2 separate regions of the Homo sapiens genome follow, and region 2 is linked to region 1. A link is an interaction called in ENCODE POLR2A ChIA-PET data of the cell type or tissue named here. Cell type or tissue: IMR-90. All regions are shown on one strand.

What was found. Peaks named below come from ENCODE experiments on the same cell type or tissue, not always from the same donor. Only the 100,000 strongest peaks of a DNase experiment are listed, where the experiment ranks them.
Region 2: POLR2A ChIA-PET joins it to region 1 with 11 read pairs; 2 of 35 experiments call an interaction of 5 or more read pairs at or near these places.

Annotation. Positions count from the first base shown.
Region 1 is chr4:76,139,020-76,143,019 of GRCh38, reverse strand. All of the region lies in intron 3 of NUP54 (nucleoporin 54), which reads left to right. Among named protein-coding and RNA genes, the nearest start is that of NUP54, 7.4 kb to the left of the region's middle. In IMR-90, no CTCF peak of the experiment used is centred here; no DNase peak of the experiment used is centred here.
Region 2 is chr4:76,009,842-76,013,841 of GRCh38, reverse strand. It overlaps a transcript of ART3 not described here. Among named protein-coding and RNA genes, the nearest start is that of CXCL9, 4.3 kb to the right of the region's middle. RefSeq lists enhancers at 237-356, 1,731-1,790, 2,078-2,722. In IMR-90, no CTCF peak of the experiment used is centred here; DNase peaks (open chromatin) are centred at 1,141 and 1,861; H3K4me3 peaks cover 603 bases; H3K27ac peaks cover 2,524 bases.

The DNA.
Region 1 (4,000 bases):
TTACAAATAGTGCCATTCCACCTGGATTCATTTATTTGTTGAAATACTTCTGTGAGGAGAAACTTGACTTCATCTGTTTGGTTGATTCTTTCTCTTTATTACTGGTTTTCAGAATAAAGAGTTGGTTATCTAGCATTCTCCAAAGATGACCAATTTTTTTTTAATGTCAGAAACTGCAGCCTTTAAACTAGTTACTATTTTTTAATCCATTGCAGTTACCATTCTTATTGATGCTTAAATTGTTACATCTTTGGCCAGTGCAAGCCTTTTCAAGTTGGCTCCCAAGTCCCTTTGAGACAGTCTGGTTATTAGTCTTTGATGGCTTCCTTACTAACCATCCTTACTAGGTGGTATGGCAGTAGGTTCCAGGGGTTGTTCTGTATGGATTAACTTATTCTCACAAGAACCCTGTGAAATAATACTTTTGTTATCCCCATTTTATGGGTGAAGAGAGGAACCTGAGAGATTGTGACTTACCTGTATACCTCTCTAGAAGAAGTACAGGGATGCAAATTCAACTACTCATTCTAGTGCTCTTTTCACTTTTCCAATCTGATGCCTCTTAAAATTACTTCTGTTTCATTTTTTTAAGTAACTTGATTGACTAGCTAAAATTCATCCTACTCAGTCACTGAAGATTAGTTATTAACTTATTAAACATGAATTTCAAGGATTGCCTAACAGTAGGATGAAGATAATAGAATAGTATTCTCAGAATTATTCTTTCAAGTATTCCAGTCATTCGTCTTTTCTACAATCCTGCAAAAATACAAAATTTGATGAAATATTTAAGTAGTTAAGGAAAGAACAGCAAAAGTGAAGTGTTTCCTTTGTTTCTTGAAATAAAGTCTCTCCAACTATGAGTAACTGTAGTTACATTTGGTTTTTTTAGGAAAATGGGAATTTGAATCTGGTGCTATTTTAAAATTGAAAGGGGCTCATTTTGTTATGTAATATCCATTTATTGTATATATCGTATGTCAGGCATTGGGTGTACAAGGTTGAAGACCACAATCCTTGCTCATAGTCAAGGAGATTCTAGGGTATCCACGCAGAGGAAATAACATGGCATGGTTTATGGCAGAGTATAATGCCTTTGGGACCAGTATAACTAGATCAGTGCAGTTTTTTTAATGCATAAATGACCTCAGGGTCAGTAGTGAGAGTTGGAGAGATAGATATGAATTGGATTATTAGCGTGCCTTATATGTTTTACTAAGGAGCTGTCCTTTAAGCAATTCTAAACTGTTGTAGGATTAAGTAGACAGGAAAATAATCAGATTTTTAGAAGTATCTCTTAGAGAAATACAAAGATAGATTATAGGTGGGTTGGAATGGAGGCAGAGATCTGGTGAAGCTGTTGCCAAAATCTGAGCAAGATATAGTGAAGACCTGAATTAAGGCAGTGACAGTTAAGAATGGAGAGAAAAAACAGGATGTGAATTTGAGAGAGATTTAACTTGTAGAATCAATAAAAGCGAATGACTGGATAAAGGTATCTTGGGCTTCTGGGTGGCGTAACTGAAGGATCCCTTGCTCTTCACTAAGATCCAGAATACTAAAGCAAGAGCAGATGTTTGTGGGTAGATAATGAGTTTGAGGTGTCCCTTGGGTAGTTGTATATATTTATGAAAGCCATCAGAACGTAAGTAGTATTTAAAGTGGTAGATATGGATGATGTAATTTAGGAGACCTGATTCCAGAGTAAGAGGAGAGTACTAGAACAAAACTCTTAGAAACACTAACACTTAAATGCTGCCATCTCCTATCCCCAAGCCAAGTAGGATTTTGACCATAAATTAGCGAGCAGCATTGTTAGGACCACTGCTTGTCCTATCTCAGTATAGAGATGCCCGTCCATGTATTCCTCATACTTATTAGCTCCCTTTTACTAATCACAGCTATTCCTATCTCAGTTGGCAATACCTGTGAATCAAGGGGAAAAGTCACATTTGACTTTGTGACAACCGCCAGAAGTCCTTTCCAAGCCAAAGCATGGATTATCGAGGATCCTTCAGAAGACTGTTGGATCTTTCGACAACTGATACTTTCTGCTCTGTTAGCTCTTTCTGTCTTCACTACTCTAACTAGCTTAGATTCCATGGCCTTCCATTTCTATATCTCTTGCCAATATGCTAAACTTCCTTGTTTTTGTGTCACATTTGCCTGAAAAAACCCCAAGCCTTTGTAAGCCCAACTGTCTGTGTAGATATTGCTTGAGAAAGATCACACATTATGGAAGAGGGGATAATACCTCTCTAAATTCTTGATCACCAACCTCAGGTCTCAATGTTGCCTGGTAATCCTGTGAAATTTCTACTTTCAACTTATTCTCCTGCTTTCTATAGCAGTAATTTTAAACCTTTATTCTCTTCAAATCTCAAATTTATCTGTTCTTACTTTTAGCAGATGGCCTTGACTGCTACTTCCAAGACAAAAAAGGGCTGAGCGCAGTGGCTCACATCTGTAATCCCAGCACTTTGGGAGGCTGAGGTGGGCGGATCACCTGAGGTCAGAGACCAGCCTGGCCAACATGGTGAAACCCATCTCCACTAAAAATACAAAAATTAGATGGGCGTGGTAGTGCACACCTGTAGTCCCAGTTACTCGGGAGGCTGAGACATGAGAATTGCTTGAACCCCATAGGCAGAGGTTGCAGTGAGCTGAGATCGCACCACTGGACTCCAGCCTGGGTGACAGAGCAAGACTCTGTCTCAAAAAAAAAAAAAAAAAACCAAAGAGAAAATAAAATCCCTTATTGCAATTCCTTCAACTTCCCTCCACCAAATCTATTTTTTTTCTCCCTCTATCCACCTTTTCCTCTTTTTACCTGACTCAGGATCTTATAACCTCCTGCCTTTTCAGGGCGCATGTGCTGTTGATTATTCTAGCTGTACTCCGTTCCCCAGTCTTCACCTTCTCATCCACATTTAAGTAACTCAAAGTTTATTTTTTCTTGAAACAGTAATAACAACAACAACAAAACTACTTTAATCCCACATTTCACTTCAGCTACCACTCTCCTCCCCTTTACAAACTATTCGCCAATCTGGTTTCTGTTTTCTTTATTTTATCAAATAAGTTAAGGTCATTAATCATCTCAGTAAATCCAGTGAACACTTACTGTTCTTTATGAAAAATGCTAACAAAGAAAAAAAGAAGTGATGTGAACCCTACCAGCTGGAGTCATCAAAAGTCAGAACTTGTTATTGTCCATCTCCTTTTTCCTTTTTTTAAATCACTGATGTATTTGAGAGCAAATCCCAAGCGTGTCATTTCATGCTTACTTTACTATACTTCTCTCTTTAAAAATGTGTACCTCATTCCAACCCACAATAATTCCTTGGTACTATCTAATACCCCATCTATAACCAGAGTTCCCTATTTGTCTCAAAAGCGTTTTCTTATTTGGTTTGTTTGAATCATGATCCAAACAAGGACCACACATTCATTTTCTTGTCATGTCCCTTAAGTTCTTTTTAGTGTAGAGAATTCCCCATTCTGTTTTTTCCCTCATGAATTTTCCAGTTGTCTTGTTAAATGCCCCCCATTCTGTATTTTTCTTCTGCTTCCTTGTAATATTATTTAACTTTATCTCTCATAATTGTGGTAAATAAAGTTTGCTTTAGGGACTTGACGTTTGCTTTTTTGGTAAGAACATTTTGCAAGTGGTGCTGTGTGCTTCATATCACGTCACGTTGAGAGGCTATCTCACTTTTGGTGATGCTAAGATTGATCAGTAGGTTCAGATGGTGACAGCGTATCTTTATCTTACTACTTTAACCTAATGGTTTCATTCCTTGATGATCATTGCCTCAATCAGTTATCTTATTAGGAGTTGCAAAATGGTGATTTTCTAATTTCCTCCCTATCACACTGAAATTTCTTCTGTAAAAGGAACTTTTTCTTCATCCTCCAAGACTGCTTGATCACCCTGATGTACAGTTTGTATAGTAAAGGCAAGATAATTTTTTTTCTTTTTAATGGACAATTTTTGTAA
Region 2 (4,000 bases), 130 kb after region 1:
TCTAGTGCCAATTTTCACATGCTAAATGAACAAAAGTAAATAAAATGACAAGAGGATTGTGAAACAGATACATCTACATACTGATAGCCCAATCTTTCTGGCAAGCAATCTGTCAAAATGTTACAGAAGATACAGAAACGTTTTTTAACCTTTGTCCCTACAGTTTCAAAGATGGGAAATACCCCAAGAGAGTAAAATCTTTTTTAAAATAGTAAGATCACTGTTGTATTACTGAGACATTATTGGAAACAACTCAAATACACAGAACTGAGAATGAAGAGGCTAGAAATATGAGAACATTTTACAAATATATAAACTACGTAGACACAAGGAAATGTTCAAGTAAAATAAGATTAAAGACTGGTGACAAGGGGCAGATGTATACACAGGGGTGTGTGTGTGTGTGTATATATAAATCTCATGTTATTCCCTTAGTTAAAATTCTGCAGTGTCTCCTCCCCACATAGAGATTCACAAGGCACTTCATCGTCTTGTTCCTGCCACATTTCTAGACCAATTTCTCACCACTCCATTATTCACTCTACCGTCCACCCTTGCTAAAGTACTTGCAGGTTCTCAAATTTGGCATACCTTCTCCTGCCTCTTGCTTAGAATATTCCCCCAACTTCTTCTTGTAACAAATTCCAGCCAATTCTCCTTTTCAGACCTAACTCAGACAGCTGCGTCTGAACCCATCAGCCAGGGTTGTGCACTTCTCTGTACCTCCAATTATTCTGTACAATCCTTTATCATACCACTTCTTCTATAATAAGTGTTAATGTACATGCTGTTTTCCCCCACTGAACTGTGAACTCTCTGAGGAAATCATTGTTCACATATGTGACCTCAGAGTCTAGAACCATAAGAATAAAAGTTTGGTGGATGAAATGAATGATAAACAGTAAATGAAGATTTTTAAGAATGTGGATTTTTTCTTGTAAAATTACTTACATATGCAATTTTAAAGTGACATTTTAAATAAGTATGGATATTTTAAGTATAAACATGTTTTCTTTTCAGGATAATTTTTCTCCAGGTTAGTCAGCAGCTTCTTAATGGCTATTGTTACATATCCTCAGACTACAAGCTGACTTGCCTAAAGTCACCAAGCAAAAATGTTGCTATTGTCAACATTTTGCAAAAGTTGTCCTTTACATCATGTCCTTAACATGCTCTCTCAAAACTGTTTATTCACAAACCTAACCCAGTCCTTAAGTTTTACATGAGAAATATAAACCAAGAAGCCAGATAATAAGATTAGCAAAGGAAGAACTTGGTCCTTTCTCTTAGTGACTTAGATGCAGACAGGATATAAAACCTCCCACAGCTAGGATTTGCCTGCATGTAACTCACCATGTTGTATTTAGGAAGGAAGGAATGACTCCCTGCGTGGGGAGAGGAGAGGGAAAAAGAAAAATCAGAATATTCTCTTGGGGCTTCTAAGACTTTCAAGAAATAAACCCCTTTCTAGTCAGTTTAATACTAACAACAGCTGCCGAGAGGAGGGGAAATCCACACTGTGAGAAATTCAAACAGGCCTGGAGGTTTCTTTATGAGAGAAACTTCTCCTCTCACAAGTAAAAAGGGAAGGCTCTTACCGTCCCTGCCACAGAGTCAGTCACACTGGATAATTAAACAGAACACCTCGATTCCACAACCAAAAAGATTCAAGAGGGAGGCTGGGCCACACTTGTGAAAACTAAGAATTCCGCTTTGTAAAGTTCTTTGGGGTTACATTAGCATTTGGATCCCCTACGGACACAGAACTGGAATTTTTCAAGGCACAGGAAGTTAAAATTCTTGTCCAAAAAGGAATTGGTAACTGTTGATTTCAACTCTAGATCATCTTTGGCTCCATTCCCAGGGCTGTGAGAAACGCCTGCAACATCCTCTCATCAGGTTTCTGTTTCTCCTAAAAGCCTTGTCTAGCCATAAATGCAACGATCAATGGGATTTTCTCCTTCCCGCTGCCTGCTTCCTGAGAGAATGTGGTTGCTCTCAGACTTTGCATGACAAGTTCCTAAACGAAGCCCAGGAAACTAGTGTCTGGACAGGCCTGAGCTGGGCGCAGCGGCCCCAGCCTGCTCAGAGGGGCGGGGCCCTACCCTACCATGGCAGAACAGTTTCACCACGAAGTAGGGTCAGGCGAGAGAAGCCCTCCCATTCCGCTTGCTATCTCAGAAAATTAGCCCCTTTTTGGGTAACAAATAAGATCTGGCCTCAGTGACTCCCAACTGACCCCAACACCTCCTTTCTCTTATCCGAAGGGCCTCTTTCCCAGTCACTGAAGCCCACGGCCCAGGGTTACCCCTAAGCCCAGTGCCCTGGCCCTTCTGGGGCCGTCGTTCCCTGCTGGCCTCACCCAAGCCTCGTGTGAAACCTGCAAAACGGGCCTCTTCGCTCATGGCCACCGCCGCTGAGAACCTTCCCACCCATCCCCAAAAGCACGGCCATCTCGGCTGGGGAGGCTGCGGGCCGCTCAGGGGACAGAGAGGAGAGATCCTGAAGGCACAACCCCTACCTTTTGCCCCCAAAGTGCTTCTCTTCGCCTCCGGCTGGATCAGCACTGGCAGCAAACGTACCCAGCGGCAACACGAGCAGCACGAGCGAGCGTCGAGACCTCCGGGTATAACCTCCTCACTGAAGAAGGTTCTGGAAGACCAGTTGGCTGGGCATGCGCAGTACACGCACCTTGGGCCCGGCTGAGGTCGCTGCGTGTGAGGCCCCTGGAGCCAGGCAGCCCTTTACAGACCCTATCCAACTTCCAGACCTGCCGAGCCAGCTCCCAGCTCCTTCCCTCATGCGTGTGCGCTTACTGGGTGCTAGGCACTGTGTTTAGCACCATGCTCAGACGGGGAGCGTCGCAGGCCTTCCTTGCCTAGTGGTGGAAGGAAATGTTAACCATAGGGTTGCAGGGAAACGTAGCGTTGCTGCGGACACGGGCTCAGCAAGGCCTCTGCAAGTGTGCGGTGAGAGCCCCTCTGGGGTTCAGGAAAGTCTTCCCAGGGAAATGATGCTGGCCTGGGTAACTATGGTGAGTAACTACTATGCAGGAGGGCAGGAATGAGGAGCATGCACAGTCGCTCCAGGCAGAAGAATGGCATGAGCAAAAACAGTGCCATGGGAAGGAGCATTGTCCCCTTTGAAAACTGAGAGAAGGGCCGGGTGCAGTGGCTCACGCCTGCAATTGCAGCACTTTGGGAGGGCGGGCAGATCACTTGAGGTCAGGAGTTCGAGACCGGCCTGGGCAACGTGGTGAAACCCGGTCTCTACTAAAAATACAGAAATTAGCCTGGCATGGTGGTGGATGCCTGTAATCCCAGCTACTTGGGAGGCTGAGGCAGGAGAATCGCTTGAGCCTGGGAGACGAAAGTTGCCGTGAGCTGAGATTGCACCATTGCACTCTAGCCTGGGCAAAAAAAAAAAACGGTCTCAAAAAGAAAGAAAAGAAAAGAAAAGAAGAGGGGAGGGGAAGGAGAAGGAGAAAAGAAAAGAAAACTGAGAGAAGACAAAGTGATGGGAGCAGAGAGCTGTGTAAGAAGAGGCTAGAAAGGTGGGTAGCACCAACAGTGCTGGGCCTTAGTTCTTATCCTAAGAAATTTCCATCCTCCTTTCTTTGCTGGAAAGAACAGCCACTAGCCCTGTGAGGCTTTGCAGTTGACAATCCGTCCTTGGCATTAATTTTAACACCCTGTGAGGTCTAATAATTTTCTTAAATGAGGGAGATGAAGCTCACAAAAATTAAGTATTTTGCACACAGTCATTAAGTGGTAAAGCAGGAACGTGAACCTATTTGCACTCTATGCATTGCCACAGTCAGTACCAAAATTAAGCATGAGCAAATGGATAAGCTGTATCAATGGTCACCACATGTTTTATTCAAAAAGAATTCTGTAATTCCATTTAAGTATTAATAATCTGTATAGAAGTCAGTCAAAAAATGTGCACCATGTGACATGAAATGCTAATATCCATTTTCCTCCAATTCTACAGCATGCAT